2 separate regions of the Homo sapiens genome follow, and region 1 is linked to region 2. A link is an interaction called in ENCODE POLR2A ChIA-PET data of the cell type or tissue named here. Cell type or tissue: K562. All regions are shown on one strand. Links, peaks and the distances in the headings refer to the core of each region. The heading gives the core; the rest is flanking DNA. Region 1 has its middle 77 kb from the start of CTSL. Region 2 holds the start of SPATA31E1 (SPATA31 subfamily E member 1).

Evidence for each region. ChIA-PET counts read pairs that join two places held together with the same protein. Peaks named below come from ENCODE experiments on the same cell type or tissue, not always from the same donor. Only the 100,000 strongest peaks of a DNase experiment are listed, where the experiment ranks them.
Region 1: POLR2A ChIA-PET joins it to region 2 with 5 read pairs; 2 of 35 experiments call an interaction of 5 or more read pairs at or near these places.

Annotation. Positions count from the first base shown.
Region 1 is chr9:87,797,878-87,808,135 of GRCh38, reverse strand. It overlaps the pseudogene LOC100420576. Among named protein-coding and RNA genes, the nearest start is that of CTSL, 77 kb to the right of the region's middle. RefSeq lists an enhancer at 7,405-7,905. In K562, for the core only: no CTCF peak of the experiment used is centred there; a DNase peak (open chromatin) is centred at 3,955.
Region 2 is chr9:87,878,927-87,889,184 of GRCh38, reverse strand. SPATA31E1 (SPATA31 subfamily E member 1) reads right to left here and starts at 6,308. Exons shown (of 4, transcript NM_178828.5): 1 at 5,985-6,308; 2 at 5,139-5,193; 3 at 4,534-4,594; 4 at 282-4,272. The coding sequence starts at 6,293. The coding sequence ends at 360. The region is part of intron 3 of LOC497256 (a long non-coding RNA gene); the gene reads left to right. In K562, for the core only: a CTCF peak has its summit at 4,973 (motif pointing left); a DNase peak (open chromatin) is centred at 4,934; H3K27me3 peaks cover 1,201 bases.

The sequences.
Region 1 (10,258 bases), core at 2,398-6,397, 80 kb after region 2:
GATCCTTTCCTCACCACCCACTTGCATTTGCCCCCTCTGTCGTTCAGTGCATTTTCTCCCAGGATGCTCTGGCCACACTGACCAGGTGTCTCTATCTCTGCTGCTTCTCTTTTGCTTTGTTTGTTTGTTTTGTTTTGTTTTGTTTTGAGATGGAGTCTCATTCTTGTCCCCCAGGCTGGAGTGCAGTGGCACAATCTTGGCTCAATGCAAATTCCGCCTCCTAGGTTCAAGAGATTCTCCTTCCTCAGCCTCCCAAGTAACTGGGATTACAGGCGCCTGCCACCATCTTTTATATTATTAGTAGAGATGGGGGTTTCACCATGTTGGCCAGGCTGGTCTCGAACTCCTGACCTCAGGTGATCTGCCCGCCTCAGCTTCCCTAAGTGCTGGGATTACAGGTGTGAGCCGTCACACCCAGCCAATCTCTGCTGCTTCTCTTTACCCTGAATATTGTTCTATGTTTTCTTGAACCTGTGAACTTCTTGTGAATGTTAAATACTAAGAGCTTCTCAAAATGAGACCCCACATTCTAAACAGAATCTATAGTCAGGATTCTAGGGAAGGTCAGCTTGCTCCCACCCCCGGAAGCACTTTGCTGTTGAAGGCGTTGTCTATGGAGCATCGAGGTCACTTGGGGCATTGGAAAGACATTCAGGGAGGGAGTTACTAAGTCTGAATTTCTGGAGTTTTTTTAGTAGAGGAGAATGATGGGTCTTTGGCCATCCTTCTTCCTTTTTTTCCCTCCTGTCTAACAAATTTTGTATCTTGTGATCAACGTCTCCCTAACCATACCCCAATCTCAGGGTAAGCACCATTCTACTCTCTACTTCTATGAGTTCAACTCTACTAGATTCCACGTAGAAGGGAGACATTTAGTATTAATATTTCTCTTTCTGTGTCTGGCCTATTTCACTCAATGCGTTGCCCTCCAGGCTTAGCTGTCTTGTGGGAAATCATAGCATTTCCTTCTTTTTTAAGGCTGAACAGTATTCCACTATGAATATATGCCACATATAAAAACTCATTCATCCACTGATGGACACGTGAAGTGCATATGAATGCTTCCAGCATCTGTGGAGCTGTGAGGACTTGGTATCCCCGTTACCTTCAGCAGAATCTTCTAGACTCCATGTTCAAGGAGCCCCTTGAGGTTGTTTACCTTCGTCATCCCTCAGTGGGCTCTTGACTTTAGCGTCTGGATTAGCCATAATGGGATGAATTGTTTGCCAAGCATTGCTAATCACAGTCTGTCTTCCTTGTGGGTGAACATAAATCCCCACACAAATAACTGCTTGGCACCTGGGCACACCCGGTACTGGAATTTGGTTTTTGAAAATGACAGCTGTCACAGCGGCTTCTTTGGAGAATGCATCGCTGAGGATTGTGGTGGGAGTTCAGGAGCAGACAGTGCCTGCGGAGGAAGCCAGGAAGGGGCTGACCTGCAGTTCTGACTCGGGTCACCTTGAGCAGGAGACAATGGGGCACGTGATGTGGGAGAGGGAAGGGGAAGAAGAGGTCATTCACCCTTCAGAGCATCTTAGGACCATTTTCTTCCTTTCCATGTCCTTTCTCTTGATATTTCTCGGTGTTTCTCACTGGATGCCTTTGGGGATTTGGGTGAGTAGGAACTCCTGTCCTTACAGGATATTTCTTGTCTGTGGCTGCCAAGCATCTAACATGCTAGCATCCCCTATAGCCCCATATTGTGAAAACCAAAACAATACCTACACACATTGTCTGATGCCCCCTGGGTTGCTGCCATACTCTGCAAGAGCCACTGTGGAGCTGGATCAGAGTAGATCTCACACAGTGGTGGGGAGAGGTCTGTATCCGGAAGAGCTGAAGGAGGTGGCCATGTTATTTGGTTTCCAAATGGGCCAAATGAGCAAAAGAAATACTTTCTGTGTTCCCGGCTCTCATCAGTTGACATTGCCTAGGAATGTGTTTTTAAACTACATTTGCTAGAGAATCAATGGGACTGGGCATCTGGAAAGAAAACCAAAGTCTTCTTGTTTCCCTGGACCAATGGAGGATGGGCAGGGGAGAGGGACTAGCTGTTTTCATTATTAGACAGTGCAGGGGGCTGCCCCATGGGAAATAGGACCTTGCAGACAGGGCATTCCAGGGGCCCAAGTGAGCTCCCCAAATGGGTGGGGCAGGACAGCATTGAAGGTGACTGAGGCCAAGGTTGGAGTTCCCGGGGAAAGAAAGAACATGGGCCAGGGGCTGATCTGTGTGGGATCTACTCTGAAAGTTCACAGGAAGTGAACTAGGGCAGTGGTGTGCAGGAGCCTCCAGTGATGTCCCTGAGAGCCGTGCATGTCTTCCCAACTCAGTGACATCACACGGGGTACTTGAAATCAGCCAGGGTGGGAGCATTTACACCACAAGAATCAGCAAATGCTACAGATCGATGCCTGCCTGCCCACCAGAGGTAGCTGACCAGTTCACCATTGTTTTAGGGGTCTCTAATAGCCCCCACACCTCCACCCTGGCTGTAGGTACCACCTTATTGCAGAAGGAGGTTGCACCTTCTACTCCTCTGTGCTCACTGCTACCAATAAAACAAAGCCCAGTGCAGCTGAGGCAGGATAGGTAGTCAAGGAAATGGCCATGTTTTTGGGATGCAGCAACCACAGTTACCAGTGACCGTACAGCCAACACAGTAAGTCTTAGCATTTGCATTGTAATTGAGCTCACACAAGCAACGCTATCTTCAGTGGGGAGTTTCCCTTCTAGACAGCATGCACATTTTGATTTTACCTCTCCTCAAAATGACCCTTTGCTCATAATTGTAAAAAACATGGCCAGGCGCGGTGGCTTACACCTGAAATCCTGGCACTTTGGGAGGCCAAGGCGAGTGGATTGCCTGAGCTCAGAAGTTCAAGACCAGCTCGAGCAACATGGTGAAACCCTGTCTCTACTAAAACGACAAAAAATTAGCCGGGTGTGGTGGCGTGCACCTGTAATCCCAGCTACTCAGGAAGTTGAGACAGGGGAATTGCTTGAACCCCAGAGGCAGAGGTTGCAGTGAGCCAGAATTGTGCCACTGCACTCCAGCCTGGGTGACAGAGCAAGACTCCATCTCCAAAAAAAAAAAAAAAGAAAAAAGAAAAAAACCACCACTGGGTAGAGATTTAAGATGTTAATGAGACATGGGACATATGAACCAGCATGTACAGTTACTACACATGTGCACCCAGAAGACCACCCAGAACATGCTTATTAGCAAAACCTCTTCCCACCTCCCTATTAATAATCATGTAAGACTCCCATAAAGGGGGTTTCTCCAACAACGATCAATGCTGTCTCACCCTCTCACCCTAAGGAGCAGCCGCCCCGAACTCCCTCTCTCTAAGGGTGTACTGTCTCTTCTGCACCTAACTTTCAAAATATTCTTTCTCCTTTGCAATAAAATCACTCTATGCTTCATCTCCTTTGCTGTGTGCCTTTTGTTTAAATTCTTTTAAACCAAGAAGACAAGAACCGAGGTGTCACATCGGCCATCAACACAGCTATCCATATCTGCCTGAGGATGCTGGTGTTGCTTAGCCAAACCCAGTTCTCCTTCTAAAAGAAAGGAGGGACTCCTTCTATGACAGGTAGTGATGGGGGATGCATCTTGATTTTATATCAGCATCCATTTTACTACAGTCGCTGCAAGTCCCATTCTTATCGGATTTTAAAATAAGAGTTTCAGGAGTTGGCATATTTTTATTCTGTTTGATTCTCCTTCTAATCAGATTTTCCATGAGCTGATATTAAAAGTAGTGTGCCTTTACTTCATCAGATAGTGAAGAAAGGTGCCCAGGAATATTTTGAAAAGTGAAAAAAAAAAGGGGGAGTTTGCCCAGAATGAAAAATTCACCACCTGCAAGCTGCATTTGCATAATTAAGAGTTGCTGCTCCATCCATGGGCTCTCACTACACCCTGCCACGTGGGCGGGGCCACATTGCCTCTCAGCGCTCTTATCTGGCCTTCCCAGACCGTGGATGGTCTCCTCATTAGCTTGCAGATGTTTAGTCCTCTTTTCTGATGAGAAAAATGAAAATAAATTGCCACAGTTGGTGCTGGAATAAAGGAAACTAGAAACTAGGAGATCCACCAGGGCTTCAAAGAGCAATGCTGTTACCAAATAACACTGATTCACTCATGCACTGAAAAGATATTCCCAGTGTCTACTGCATGCCAAGAGCTGTTCTGGGCACTGCAGAGACCACGGTGAACAAAATCGGCAGAACCCAGCCAGGAAACAGATCAGAAAAATGCCAGATAGCATAAGTTGAATCAATGGGTGATAAATAACAGCCTACAACTCACCACCTGCTTCTGTAAATAAAGTTTTATTGAGACACGGCCACACGCTCTTGTCTACGGCTGGTGTTCATACATGGCAGAGTTGAGTTGCCACAGAGACCATCTGGCCCTCTACAGAAAGGGTTGCTGCCTCCTGGGGTAGGTGCCATGCAGGGAATTGAAACAGGATGAAGTGAGATGAGAGGATGGTGGAGTCTACTTTCACCTGGCTGATGAGGACCTCTCTGATGTGACACTGAAACCAAGACCTGAAGGGCAAGAAGAAGGAAGCAGCCCGAGGAAGGGCTGGAGGAAGACAGAGGAATAGGGAGTGCAAGGGGCCAGGTAGTGAAGGGTTGGAGGAGCTCAAGCATAAAACAACAAAGAAGGAGGGTAACTGGGCTAGGGCCAGAGGATGGGCCTGGAGGTGCAGGCAGAGAACGATGCGCGAGCGATGTGACCCCGACGACGTGACCCCGACGACGTGACCCGAGAGGTGGCACGGCTTTATAGACCTTACCTGGGGGGTGAGGAGACTGGGTTTGGGCCAAGTGTGTTAAGCTGGCTGGTGCGAGATCTGCCTTAGGTTTAGGAATTCCCCCAGCTGCTCAGACTGGAGCCTCGGGGTCAGGAGGTGGAGCAGAGGGACCTGATAGGAGATGATCTTGGCAACCAGGGGAGATGTGACGGTGCTTGGACTGGGGCTGTCCAGGCTCTATTACTTAGTGAGCCTTGGGCAAGAATACATGTGGGACCCTCCATAGGAGCCAGGCCCAGTGGGAAGGACCTAGGGAGTCCTGTAGCTGGTGCTCACCCGGGTTCCAGACGCTGTCCACAGAGCCTGTCATTTGACTGCCAGGATCTGTGCGGTCCTCTCATGAGCCCATTTCAGAGGAAAGTAACCCAAGGCTCAGAAGTTCGAGGTGGGTCTTCCCAGGCGAGAGGAACACAGCAGATGGGGGCCTCCCCTACAAGCTGCAGTGCTCTGTTGAGTATGAGGAGGGGAGGGGGGACATTGACTGTCATTTAAAAATCAGGAGATCACACCTAAAAATGTGGATATTTGGCTTCTTGTGGGAAGCCTGTTCCACACTGGATGCACCTTCCTCCGTGGTGCTGGGTAGCGGGGAGGCGGCAGCTGCTCCACTTAGAGGGACACAGGCTCTGATTTCATGATGTTCTCCACCTGCACTCCAACTCCAAGAGTCAAGAGTCCCTTGGAACAGGAGAGAGACCTCAGAAGCAGGTCCTGCCCCTGGTGTGAAATTCTGCTCTGTGATGACATTCCCAACCAGGGGAGAAGGACAGTACCCTGCGCAGAAATGCATTGGAGTGTGTGGGCCCTGGTAAGGTCATGCCTAGTCAATGTCAGAGGCAACATTCAGTCTCAGAGCTCTCTAGCAAAGCCATGCAGCCTCTGGGAGGACCTGGCAAGAACAAGAGATGTGTGCAACCCCATGGAGGCCCCCATTGCTTAATGCCCAGGTGGTCCATTGGCTCCAGAGGGGTAGGCAGAGTGTTATCCAGTACCTGGAAATAAGGAGCTTCACCTACAGTTAAACCAGCATCTGCCTGAGGCTGTAAAGAGGCAGGAGGCCGTGCACACAGGCCCCATAGCACCTTTTCCTCCTGCCCGGTGTGGGGAAAACTTGACCTGGGGTGTGCACCTGCAGCCTTGAGTCTGAGGGAGCCCTGGATAGAAGGCACAGCTCAGCAGCTGGACCCAGAGGTGGATGGGAAGATGCCACCAGAGAAGATGCCACTAGCCCTGGGCCAGGCAAGTCAACAGTCACTTGATGCTCTTAGAGCCTGTGCATCAGCACCAGACCACACCCCACAGGCAGGGGACTCCTGTTCAAGTGGCATGAGACCAGCTGGGGTGCTGCACAGAGCACGCCATGGTTGCTGGATGAAGTAGTCCTGGGAAGATGTAAAGCTTCACCCTTCAGAAATATTTGAGAGCAAGGAACATACTGAAACATTGAAAGAAAACATTCCCTACATCTGTATCTCAGCATCAACTATGACTTTCTGTCTCTAATGAATAGACAGAATCAGAGTCCATGTGCATTTTGTTCTCTGGAAAGTTGGTGTCCCCTGAGCTCCCCGGAGCAGAACTGGCTGTGGCAGCAGAGAGAGGAGAAGCTTGTCCTGGGCCCCCAGATCCTGCCCTCGAATTACAAAAGTAATTCCAAAGTGACATTGTGGAATATTTAGAAAATTCAGAGAAGTAGAAAAACCGTCACTAACAAAATTATTGAAGGACATAAAATAGTAGATGAAAAAAATGGAAGGAGATTGCTATCCCTGATAGCAAGATAGGACTGGATGTTTCAATTTCTCTGAGTTATATAAATTTAATAGAGTTCCAGTTAGCATCTGAATGGGACTAAGGAGATTGAGTTTCCTATCTTATAACTTTAATAGAAGAATAAATAAAACATTATAAAGGCTCTATAATCAATATGATTAAATAAGTTATAGGAACAGCCTAGAGAGTATAGAAGTCAATCATAATATCTACAGAAATGTTATAGAAAGCAAAATATGTTATTTCAATTTAATGGGGAAAATGTTTGTTTGATAAGCGATCTTGACACAGCTGGCTATTTGCCTAAAGGTAAACAACGTTGAACTCCCGCTCACTACAGAGCATAAAGATAAATGGATTAGAGCTTTTCACCGTGAAATGATACAACAATCTCTTGAATGGAAATTTGGGAAAACTTGTTTTTAAAATGACTTGGAAGTTTAGAAACCTTTTAAAACCCTAGATATGTTTAAAGAAAATGTACATATTTGACACACTTTTAAAAAAAGACTTTCTGGCAAATATATTCCACAAAGTTACAAAGTGAAATAGACCTGGAAAAAAATATTCTCAATGCATTTCACAGCTAGAGGGTTACTACTACCCATAATATTCAAAAAGCTCTCCAAAATTAGTAAGAAAAGGGCAGACATCCCAGTGGAAAGTGGTAACGCGTTCTCAGAAGGTTCCTACTGCCCAAGCCTGAGTGTCAGCTCTGGGCCCCTCTGCTGTCCAGCAGGGGCCACCTCCTGTTATGGGCCCCCCTTCCAAAACCCTGCACTCCCGACAGCAGGCGCTGGATCCAGACATGCTTTTGGAATTCTCGGGAAACACAAAGGGAGTAGTCCGGCGAGGCCTGGGAGGAATCTGTCACAGAAACCAGGGGCGGTGATCTAGGAACTAACAGTGGTCTGTCTGTGAGGGCCCCTGCACTTCCCCACCAGGTCTGGATTGGGGCTGCATTCCTGAGGCAGGAGGGAGTGTCCCTGGAGATTTTTGAGCTGGGCTGTGGCATGATCTGCTGCTTCTCAGATACCCCCCACCCAACCCCTAAACTCCTGAGCTCAGGCAGGTGGAGCCCACCACGTCAACTGCACTCACCCCTGAGAATCCTGTTTTGGGAATAGGGAGTGGAATTTAGTTGATATAAAAGGATTTGAGAGGGGAGTGTGGAATTAACGGCGCAGTGCAGGGCATGGCATGTGTGGTTTCTAATCAGGAGGTGCGTCAATTATATGAATCTGTAACATAGGCTGATTTATTTAACCAACTTAAAAGGTTAGAAAATCATTTCAAGCTAATTACCAAGAATTGGTCTAATTTGAAACAATATTTCAACAACAGTCCCCATGAATGCTAATTTACTGGTCAAAACCCACTCTGACATTGATGATGATACTCATGCTCTTTTCCTCTTTTTGTTCATAAAGTGGTCATTACATGAGTGAAACAGTCACAGGAGGGAGAGACAGCGAGGGAAGAAAGGAGGGAGGGAGGAAGAAGTGAGGGAGTGAAACATTAGGAGTTGGTGAACATTAGTTGATTGAGTGACTGAGTCCACAATTCCAAAAACATTCTTGGAAGACTCAAAATCTGTTTAATAGATTTCCAGTAGAACTGAAGAGCCTCTATAAAACCTTATATTTGATAAATTGATTCCACTTGATGGTAACTAAAATAATAACTGTCCCAGTACTCAAGCATAAACGTGCTTATTTGTTCACCAAATCACCTGCAAGGCACCTGAATGAAAGATGTCCTCTCCACCGCAGCTCCGCTCAGGGCACCCACAGCTGCAGGTGAGTTAACCTGTCCTGCCCTGCTTCTTCTAGGTCTGCCCTCCCATGACTCACCTGTGTGAGAAAATCATCTCCATGCTGCCTTCCTGGTGGAACCTCAATGGACCCAACCAGCTGATGTCACTGCAGCAGTTTGTGTGCGAAGTGCAGGACCAGCTGAACCCTCTGGTCATCCAGGGGTACCCCAGGTGCATTGCTCAGCAGCTCCACAGTGCAGGCGAGGTGAGCCCCTAGTAGTCCAGGCAGGAGGCTGTGAGGAGCACCAGGAACTCACATCTGTCCCAAATTCCAGTTCTTGGAGGTGGTATGAGCCTTGGGAGGCAGTGTGGAAATGGGCCAACTACTGATAATATTTCCAGACATGTGACAATCACGTACAGCCTCAAGTGACGCTCTGAACTGCAGTTCTCGGCTCACCTTAGAAGCTGTCATTTTGTCTTGTGTGTTGCTTTTGTTTCCAGTGCCTGATAGTTTTGGAGTGCAGTGCCCGCTGCCCTGGGTGACTGGGTCCCTCTTCGCTCCCCCTGGGCACCTGGTACTAACCTGCTATTACTGGCAGCCTTCAGGATGGCTGCTTTCCATGCGGTGTGGAGTTACCAGCTCCAAACAGGCCTCCTGGGTGCAAAAACCATTGAGAAAAGGCAGTAAGGTGTTCTCATGGAGACAATGTTTGGGGGACCTAAGGCAGAGAATGTGTGCGCAGACACAGAGGGTAATCATAATTCAAGGAACACATTCAACCCCCCAGCAAGTGATTCCTGGAAGAAATGACCCAAAATAGGAGGCTTTGCTCCAGTTGTGTGACATTCAACACTGGGGTGCGGTTTAAAAACCCAGCCATAGAGCAAAAATGCAAAACCAGTTATCTTGTAGAATGTTCCTACTTGTGGATTTATCTGTCTTTTCCCAGTGACATTTTAAGTTACCCTTCCATAAAACTAACAGAACAGTTGAAAGCAACAACTATCCAATGCTGTCACCAATTATAGTACCCTGAAAGGAGAGAAAGAGGGAAGGGAAGGGGAAAGGAGGGGAGGGGAGGGGAGGGGAGGGGAGGGGAAGGGAACTAACAAAACTAGGAAAGTTATAGTGGTAGAACAGTGGTAATTTCCTTCAATGGAATAATTTAATGTTAGGAAAAATAACCACCCAGTGTTCCTCTGTTTCCTCCATTTCCCTGGACTAGTGATAAGTTCACCATGGGCCACATGACTCTAAAGGTTTATTGCTGTGTTTTGTTTGCTCAAGAGCCTTTGCTCTTTGCTATGCATAGAAGTGCAGGGAAAGCCCTCAGGCCCCATCTCATGACATATTTCATGACCATGTTTATTCCATCCCTTGAACACTGAAACTTACCCAAGGCCCCTGCGGGAGGGCCACACTTTAGGAAACACAGTCATTCTGGTTGCTCTTAAAATAAGGGCACAGGATCTAAGAGTCAAGAGGAAATGGGAGGTTTCTCAGTTCATCCAGAGCATCACCCACCATGAAACACAGGGGCCAGGCAGTCTGCTCAAACAGTCCCAGGGATGGAGAATTGGAAAAGCAGATTTTAATTCCTACGTGAGCTGACACTTGCTACCTGTATTTCTCGTCCCTTGTTCTGTCTTCCAGGTTATAAAGAAGCCTTGAATCCTCCTCCACGATACTCGCTCCACTATTTGTTAGCCCAGCTATGATGCTGCTCACAGATTGTTTTCACTCCTAAAGACAGTGGCGCAAGGCAAGGTGACCTGGAGCCAGGCCATCCTGAGTGTCCACCCAGCTTCCCAGGAGCCTGTTGGAATTTGGAAGGACATTTCACCTGTCTGTATAGAGCCTTGTTTTTTGTTGAAAGCCAGGGGCTCAAAA
Region 2 (10,258 bases), core at 2,958-6,957:
CTTACACGTCCTGAAGGCTCTGGGTCATGATACAGTTTGGAAACCAGACATGGTTTCTCCCTGGACAGGGAGAAGAGGGGGTCCTCCACGTCCCTGCCAGCCTTCTCCAGGCCCAGCCATTCTGGAAGCCGCACTCAGAAGGGGCAGATGCTGTGCCCTTTCCTGCCCCCTAGCATGGCACAGACAGAAGCCACGCCCTCTGCAGGGAAAGCAGGTATATTGGGAACTTCTCCGTGAACGTCATGAACACATGGCGGCTGTGATCACCCACGCAGGACAGGTTTATTGTGTAGGCATCAGTTTTATTTGAGTAGAACCCCCTGTCTCCCCCAGGAGACATGCAAGAAGACTGGTCTAGTTCAGGAGGCAAGACACCTCTGTGCAGACATCAGTTCCTGCAGCTGTGGATGGGGGCCGCCCGAGGTGCTTGCCATTCTTGGCCTGTGGTGGTGGGGACCAGCTGGGGACACAGGCTCCCTGGGAGGTGGGGCCCAACTGCTGTCTCTGTCTCTGATGCCCCTGTTTTTGACAGGACAGTGGTGGCCCTTGGGGGTGGCTTTAGGGCTGCAGGCCAGAGCTCTCATCTCTCTGCTACGTTCTTGGTGGCAGTGACCCCTGTGGCAGCAGGAAGGCACATTCTCCTGGGCGCGGAAGTCACCTTTGTGGCGATTGACCTCTGAGGGACCTCGTCCCCACTGAAGCCCCAGTTTGTCCACCAGGATTTGTCCCACAACTCTGCTGATGGTCCAGGCTTTGTCAGCCATGCAGTCCATAAACTGCCTTGGTGGGCCAGACCCCCAGCTCTGGAAAGCATCTGCCCCAGGCTTGCCTTTCTGCAGGACATCTTCCCACCGTGTGCCTCCTTTCCTGGGGTGTAGACCCTGTGGATGGTGACTGATCTTTCTCTGGAAGTGGCTTTCTGGTGGTGTCTGTCCCTTCTCCAGCTGAAGCTGGTTGTATTTCCTTTCTTGTTTGTCTCCTATTTCCCTGGCTTGGGCAGGGTGGCTCCTCCCACTGGCTTCAGAGGTCCTGGGTCCCTTGGACCTGTGTCCCTGCTCCCCTGTTCTGGGCCTCCTGTGGGCCTCGCCCTTGTCCGCACAGCCCAGCGTCTTCTGACTCTTCTGTGGGGCCTTTGCTTTTGGGCTCCCAGGCTCCTGCTGCCCTGGACTGTCCCCTCCCTTCCATAGGAGGGCACATGGCCCCTGGGAAGCTGTCATGTTCTTACCAGACACACTCTGGGAGGTGGACAGAGGGGCTTGAGTGGGCAGCCTGTCTGCGGCAGTGAGCATGTCCATGTGGCGGCCTGGAAGGCACAGGCCTGTGGCGCCGTCCTGGAGGAGGATGCCCGGGGCACGGCCTGGCAGCTGCTCCTCTGAGTCCACCTGCACTATGAGCGCAATCTCACTGACCACCTGCGCTTTCAGGTGCAGCTGCTCTGGATCCTGAGCAACACAGACTGAAGACGCTGAGGGGTTACCAGTGGTCCCCAGAGCCCCTGTGCTCCTCAGATCCTCCTGAACACTTCCCGAACTTGCCCTCACACTGGCTCCCAAGGTGACTTCCCAAGTTGGGGGCTTCTCCCCCACTTTCAGTGCCTGCAGGGCATCTTCAGCCCTTGCCCACTGGGACCCTATGCTGAGCACTTGCAGGGCTCTGCTACTACAGGGGTCTCCTGGGGACATGCTCTCACTCTCAAGCCATGCCTCGTTCCCAGCCATTTCTGAACCCATACTCCCCTCTAGTCTGGGTTTGGGTTTCCCGGATTCCAGGACAGTCCTGCTCTGCCAGGTTCTGCCCACAAGGCTGCATGTTGGGGGCTGAGAACACCCCCTGCCCTTGTGTCCAGTCGGAAAGGCCTCTGATCGCCCATGGGTATCAGCTGACTGGGACCCTCTCGGGGGCCTCTGGACTCCCTCCTGCTCAGGCGGTGGGGCAGCGAGAGGGCCACTCACGGTCGGGACTGACTTGCTTGTTGTTCTGTTGTCTCCTGGACCATTCTGAGGACGTTTTCCCAGGAAAATGGGAACCTTGGGTACAGATTCAACCCGAGATACCCAGGAGGCCCAGGGGGTAAAGGTGGATTGTGGGAAGGGCGGGGCCTGAGCCTCACCTGACCAGACATTTATGGGCTCCAGGGACTGGAGGTCTGTACCCCAGCTGTGCCTCACACAGAACCTTACAAGATGTACTTCCAGTATCTGCTGGGTGCAGGGATGGAGGAAGGAAAGCTCCTGGGAGGTGTTCACGTGGGCTTTCCCACCCCTCCAGGATGCCAGCTTCCCAGGTTTCCTGTGGGTGTCAGACTTGGGAACAGCACATTTGGCCATGAGCCAGGAGCGACGCACAGGCATGGGGATCCAGCCCTCTTTGATCTCCCCTACCTTCCTGGCCAGATGGATTTGCAGCTTGTTTTCCAGATGCTCCTTGTCTGGGTCCCTGGGTGTGGAACTTACTGATTGGTACTTCCAGGACCTCCGTAAGTCACCTTCTGCCTCCTTGTCTTCGTCCAGAGCCTTCACTGAGGTCCTTCCTGAGCCTTGATCCCGGCTTGGGTCCGGCCCTAGTTTGGACCCTAAGCACCCCTTGTCAGAGAACCTTCCGGAGCTCCTGAACCCGGTCTTCTGCACATCCTTCCTGCCCTTCCCTGCAAAGTCAGAAGGCTGGGAGGGCAAGAGGGCCTGCTGCGTGTCTTCTGCCTGACTCTGGGGCCTCCCTGGGAATTCCCCATCAGGCTGTAGCAGGTCCCCAGATGCCTGCAATCTGCTGGGAGGGCCACAGGACTGCTCCTGGTGGATGGCATTCCTTCCTTGCCACCAGTGCTCTGGGAGCTCAGGGCTGGTGACAACCCCGGGAAGGATGGGGGCTGACTTGGGGCTCCAGGAGGCCGGCCTCTCTTGGGGAAGGTGGGCAGTGGGCTGGCTCAGAACAGCCTGAGACTTTTTGAGGAGAGAGGGCAAAACCCTCTTCCACTTTGGTCGCTTCTTCAAGGGCCATTCAAGATACTCCTTTCCAGTGGGGATGACAGACTGTGTCCTCTCCTGGGATGTAGGGTAAGATGCCCCACAGCCCCTAATCTGGGGTGGAGAAGAGCACCCCAGGCTTGGGACAGGGGGTGAGAGGTGGGCCTGGGTCTGGATCTCAGCCAAAGGTGGGGGCTGGGACTGGGGCCAGGCTGGAGTGAAATGTTGGGGCTGGGCCATGTGGTGGGGCTGGGGCGGTGCCTGGGAAAGCTGTGAGGATGCCTCAACCTCAGGTTCACCTGGAAGAGAAGTGGAGGCTTTATCCAGTGGTACAGAGTGTGCATTCTGTGAGGAAGGGTTCCTAGAAACCCAGACTGTGGTCGCCAGGGACTCGCTATTGAGAGAGGGGAGGTCCCAGAAAAGCTGGCTGCGTTTCTGCTGTAAGTGGTTCCCCACGGTTGTGGCATCAGAGACTTGCTGAGGACGGGGCAGCTGCTGTGGCTGGGTTGACACGTTCCAGAAGGGATTTAGGGTCGTGATGTCCCACTCCTTCCCCAGTGATGTCATGTGCGGGTGGTCGGCCCGTTTTCTTTCTTTCTCCTGCCACATCTTCATCAGTGCTCTCTTGGCGATGAGGGTCTCCAGCAGCTTCTGCACGTCAGGGTGGATGAATGTGCAGCCACCTACCTCCATGTGCTTGGGTGTGGGGTCTCCCCAGAAGGAAGCCTCTGAGGTGTGGTCGGGAAGATGCCGTGGCTGGGATTTGCCATGTGAGTAGGTGGAGAGGCCCCAGGTGGTGGCAGCCTCCCTCCAGCAATAGAGGTCCCAGATGGGATCGCTGGAGCACCCCAGGCCAGAGATCACCCTGGTTGGAGGAGGCAGCACCTGGTTGTGTAGAGGGGAGCTCTGGGGGACGGGGCATGTTGTGGAGCCACACTGAAGTCCAGCCAGGCTGGAGTCGGGTGGAGGTGGAGAGGAGGCCAGGGGACCATGCGGCTGTGGTGAAGGAGGAAAAACCACATGTGGCTGGGTTGCAGGGCATTTTAGGGGAAGCAAGGGCTCTGGTGGCCCGGAGGCACTCAGGGTTGAGTGTGGTCCAAAAGGCTCTGAGAAGGTCATCGGGCCTGGTGACAGGGTGGAGGCCAGAGGAGCTGGGGGAGCTGGTGGGGACAAGCTGGCAGGAGACGGATCTTGCATGCATTTCCCATGCGGCTGGTGGGCCTTAGCAGGCACTGGTTTACACACGTCCCCCAGGGGGTCTCCACCTAAGGGCAGGTGGGAGCTGCCTTCGCCAGCGAGCTTCCTCAGGTGGCTGCAGGAGACAAGAGGCACAAGCTGCAGCCAGGGGTAGATGGGGCCGGGAAGCTGGGACGGGTGGGCACCTGGGGCCCCCGGTTCCTCCACCTCCCCAACTGCTGACTTCATAAAGCTCTGCCTAAGCCTGCCCCAGGGCTTCAGTCCCCTCCTGTCCCCTTCCCGGGACCTCCCCCTCCCAGATCACCACCAGGCCGTAGGGTTGCATCAGAGGCCCTGGTAGGAAGGAGGACAGGGACAGAAGGGGGAAGCTCCTCACCTTTCCAGAAGGTAGTTCAGGTCCCGAGTCTCCTCCAGCTCCCTCAGGAGGATTCTGCAAGCTGGAAATCAGGAGACAGGGTTATGGTGGAGAGGGCGGTGCCTGGGAACCTCATGGAGGCTGAGTGGATGTCTTTTTAGGGGACACCATGGGGGACTAGACCCTGAAGCCCTCGCATCTGTGTCCGAGGCCACATGGCCCCAATGGTGACAGGAAGGTTTCCACTGTGCAGCACTTTGTCATTTGCAAAAAGTGCTTCCACGTCCACCCCCTCATCGGTGTCACAACCATCTTGTTGGGAGAGCAAATGGGTGGTCTCAAAGAGGAGTCAGCCATTGCTGAGGTGAACAGCTGTCCACATGGACCTGGAGCCTCCCTGACCTCCCCCCATATCCAGGCAGGCCTTGGTCCCTTCCCCACACCGCCCCCTTATGGGCAATACCGGTCCCAGGCCCGTGGCTTCATTCCCGCAGGGAATCTGAGGAGGCCGCAGGTTCTGATTTCTCTCCCAGGAGCTTCCCTCTCAGGCCTCTGCAAATGACTTCCTCAGGGACAGGCAAAGCTCAGTTACCTCTGGGGAGTCCCGGGGGGCAGCAGAGCCTCACCTTTCAGAGCTGAGATCTTCCTGCTCCTGGACCTCCCGCTTCTCTCCCTTTGAGGCTGAGAGGCAAGAAAGGATGAGGGGCTGGGACCAGTTCTCAGTCTCCTCTCCCCAGACCAGCTGCACACACGCAGTGCTCATGAGGGACACGGCTCTCAGCCTCTAGCTCAGGGAGCTCTGTGTGTGCTTTTTACTCATGTTTACCGTGAATGAAATGTTTTCTGTTTTCCTTCTTAGGGAAATGCAAGGAAGGGTTGTCTGTGTGACTCCAACCTGGCTGTCCCCAGTCCCTGCTCCTCCGCTCAAGGAACACCTAGGCTCAGGCCCACAGGCGCCTCTGAGCTGCCAGTAGGATTCTGCTTTGGATGAGAATGGAGAGGAGGCCAGGGTACCATGGGGCTGTGGTGAAGGAGGAAAAAGCACATGTGGCCGGGGTGCAGCCACAGGCGAATCCAGGCTCTACTGGGAGGCTCTCAGGAGCTCAGCACAGCTCCCAGATCACACCCAGATCATACAGAGGAGGCTGGGCCCCCAGGCACCTGCCCCAGGAAGGGGGTGATGAGCCAGGGCTGGGGCCTCTCCTCCCACAGAGACCTCACCCCTCTCCTGACCCGGTCCTTGCCACTGAGTCCAGTGTTGGTTTTTGCCCTGACGCCTCCTGTGCACCCCACAGATGAGCTCGGGATGGAATCCTCTGCCCACTCTCACCCCTGCCTGCCTTGCCCTTCCCTAGAGGGATGACGAGATTTCCCATCACAGAAGGGTCTCACATTGCTTAGGAAAAGTGGAAATGAGGGGAGGAAAAGAAGAGAGAATCTTTCTCTGTGGGGCTGGGCTGAGGACTCCTTACCTCCCTGCTGCTCCTCTTCCTCCCGGGCGGGGGTGAGGGTGGGTCACTGTGGACGTAGAGGAGCAATAGGAAGAGGAGCACTAGGCCACACACACTGGTGAGGATGAAATCCATCATCCAGGGAGTGGAGCTAGGGCTCAGCCATGTGGCACTAGGGCTCTTCAGAGGAAAGAGCATTTTCTCCATCTGAAGTGCAATGTCGTCTCCTGTGCACTCCACAGATGGTCTGGGAGCTGGGGGTGGAATCCTCTGCCCACTCTCAACCCTGCCTGCCCTGCCCTTCCCTAGAGGGATGACGAGATTTCCCATCGCCTTCAAGCAACTGAGCTCTGGGCATCCCCTTTGGGACTAGGGACTGGGGCCCAGGCTTGTATCACACAGCTGGGGCCTCCTCCTCACAAAGGGCTCCTGGGGGTGGGGGAGGGGCAGTGGGAGGAGGAGGCTGAAGCACAGCCCCGCCCTCAGCTCCCAGCCCCCAGTCCCTCCACCCTCCTGGGTCCCCCAAATCGCTCCTTCCCACTCCAGCTGCTCACCCTGTCAGAGACAGTCCTCAGTCCATTTTCTATTCTCTTCCCCTGGAACACAGGTGTCACCTGGCTCTCCTTGTACCTTGGAGATCTAGGCCTGAGCCCACCCATTTCATAGCCTTTGAAACTGTGAAATTCTCCTAGGAATTTAGGTGGTTTCTTAAGGATTATTTCAGAATCTCCTCTGTTTTTGTAATTTTCCCACACCTTACATTTTCTACTTTCATCAACCCAGAATAGAACTCTTAAATTTACAAAACTAAAAAGTATAAAAATTACAAATAATTAAACCTCCAAATGACATTTTTATATTAGGAACATAATTTTGAGTTACCGAATTATGGAGCTTGCTGTAAAAAAACCTCAAACACTTTGACAAATTATTTTCAAAACAATAATTAAGCCTTTACTTATTTTCTTTAGATCTTTCATATGTTGTCCTGATCCATTTTTTCTTTCTCTGCCCCAAATACAGTCCTCACTTTCCTAAGTTTTGGAACATGTGTGCTCCACCATGAGCCAGGAGTGGTTTGGGGTGATCTGAGGTCCAGCTCCTTTGGGTGGAGAGCGGGACTGGGCATTCCGTGCCAGGCTCAAGTCCAGTGTTCAGCAGACTCTTCTGAGATCACTCGTGTCCTCCGTACATATTCTTTTTTTTTTTTTTTTTGAAACGGAGTCTCACTCTGTTGCCCAGGCTGGAGTGCAGTGGCATGATCTCGGCTCACTGCAACCTCTGCCTCCTGGGTTCAAGCGATTCTCCTGCCTCAGCCTCCCAAGTAGCTGGGACTACAGAAGTGTGCCACCATGCCCAGCTAATTTTTGTATCTTTAGTAGAGACCAGGTTTCACCATAGTGGCCAGGCTGGTCCTGAACTCCTGAGCTTGTGATCCGCCCGCCTCGGCCTCCCATTTGTATTCTCTGCTCCACAGTGTGTCCTGTTTTTCACCTCCTGCCTGCTCCAGACCACTGGGGCCTCATGTCTGGCCTGTACCTGATAGGGAGCATACTTTGAGCCCTGGAGGAAATGTTCTCATTATACTATTAGACATCTTTTGGGCAGCAGAAACTCAGGATTAGAGATTGCACTTTTTAATCACTATGTGATACATTTATTTAATACTTGAAAAGTGGCCTTGAAAATCATGTATATCTTTGTCATGCGTTCTATATAGCCTCAATGGGAGTGAGACCATCTGAGTCTATTTGGGTCTGTTCTCATGAACATGCATCTTCAAGAGCATATCTGCTTCATCTACTGCTGCTTTTATCTGTCTACAGTCTCTTCCTCCTTTATGAGATTGTCACTGGGGAGGCATGACAGTCCCTAATGTGGTCAACTGGGTTAACTGGCAAGAGTGGAGACCCCAGTGACGCCTGCTAGGATCACTGGGAAGTATGGGGGTCCTAAGTTCTACTTCATTTGCAGGGAACTGAAGCCTGAGAAGTGGGTCTCATCTTGACCTATGCAATTGGGCTTGGGCATGCAAGGAATCGCCTCCCAACAAGCCACTGCCAGGTCAGTAGGTGCGCTCTGTGTGAGAAACAGGAACTGGAGAGCAGAGACAACTGGTCGCATCAGCTCCACATTTAGGGAAAAGATTTGTTTTAGGTTCCATTCCTCCTCAAACCTGATGTTCGCCTTTCTGGATAAATGAGAGGACCATGTGGGTGTGGGGGTTCCCAGTCTCTGGTGGGCTGTGTGCATGTCTCCATCCATGCACCTCTGTTCCCTCCACAGACTTCACTGCAGGGTTATGCTGTTCATCCAACCATCCACCCACCTGCCTGCTGCAACGAGGGCGAGGCTTCCCAGTGCCAGCCCCTTGCTCCTGCTGCTGCAGGGGAAATGAGCCTCAAGGCCCTTCCTTGACAAACCCCCCCCCCGCCCCGCCAACCACACACACTTCCAGACACTGTGGTGCCCACAACAGAACCCTGGGGGCTTTTGAGGGACACCACACCTACCTCGGAAGAACTGGGCCTCTCATCTCACCTGGGCGAACCTGGGTGCCTTTTGCCTTCCTGCCTTTGTCAGTCCGTATTTTACTACAGCCAATTGCTGTTCCTCATGGTGACTGTAGAACCCTCCTTCCCGCATACCACAAGCCCCTGGTCCTCAGGCATCTCCAGGGTCCTGGGAGTCTTCCTGGGCTCTGGTGTGGACTGGAGTCACAGCTTTGGTCTCACTCCACGTTTCCTGCAGGGAAGCAGAGGAAAGGGGAAGAATTCCTTAGAAAATGAGAGTGAATTTCTCTTAGGAAGAACAGCTTTTCCCCCCATAGTCTCTGATCATCCTTAAGTATTTAAAACAAACAAATACACCCACACAGGCATTTCCCATCGTGAAGCTTAACTTCCTGCAAATATCTCTCATGTTGCATACACGTGAAATTCGTGCACCTCAGCTGCACAGCCTTATCATAGTCAATGTCTGAATGTCTCAGTAGAGACCTTGAGGTACATTTCAGTGTGTTTTCATTGTCAGCCTTTGTGGACCCCTGTGCGCTCCTGCTTCCCTAATTTCCGCATGAGGAAAACGGATGGGGGAATACGGGCTGGCAGGGGAGTGCTGCGAGTGTGCATCTGGTGGGCAAGAAAAAATGATCATCCTGCTGACAGTCTTCCTTTGGACTTCATAGTTAATCTAGAAATCTACTTGAAGAACAGTGGAAACAGTACAGATTATTGATTCTATGAACCCTTTGGTACACATAAATGCTTAGGCATCCAAATTTTATAGTTATTATGCAATTATACATACGGATTATAGGAAGACAATTTTTTATATGATAAAAAAGATAATCTTAGTTATACCAACAGAGTTCTTGGATAAATTGTTCTTGTTGACTGGGCGCAGTGGCTCACGCCTGTAATCCTAGCACTCTGGGAGGTTGAGGTGGGTGGATCACCTGAGGTCAGGAGTTTGAGACCAGCCTGGCCAACATAGTGAAACCCTGTCTCTACTAAAAATACAAAAATTAGCCAGGCGTGGTGGTAGGCGCCTGTAATCCCAGCTACTCTGGAGGCTGAGGCAGGAGAATTGCTTGAGCCTGGGAGGCGGAGGGTGCAGTGAGCCAAGATTGTGCCACCTCACTCCAGTCTGGTGGACAGAGTAAATTTATTTCCAATTTATACATATTTTCTATCACAGAAGAATTTGCTGCATAGTTAACTCAGTAATCACCAAAATCAAACAAATGCATCCTTAATTAGTTGAACAAAGATCTTTTATTGGAGCTATAACTCAAACTCAAGGCTACTGTATTGCCAAATAGCAAGTGGCTTAGGTGGAACTAAGAAACAGGAGCATAGCAAGGAAACTGGTGGTTACAGTGGGAAGTTATTTATTCACTTTATATTTACTTATGCAGCACTTATGAAGGATCAAGTACAGTGCTAAGTACCTTTAAAATGCAAATCTTCGAATACTTAAATAATAAAAGCTGAAGCTTGGCATAAATAATGTATAACTGTAGGGTCTGAAGCACAAAGGGGCATCACTAGCATGTCTGGAAAATAGAATTACTGTTAGGCATGAGTCAAACTGTAGCTCTGCATTTTGATGAATCATTCTTACTGGCAAGTTCCTACTGCATTACTTTTCACCAAAACACATTGTGCACTTACCATTTCTGAAGAGGCCATGCATATCAACTCTTTGCAGTTTCAATCAAATTTCTCCTGCCTCTTCCCCATAGTTCTACAGAACCTCTCAACTATGTGTCTTAGTCCATACAGACTGCTATA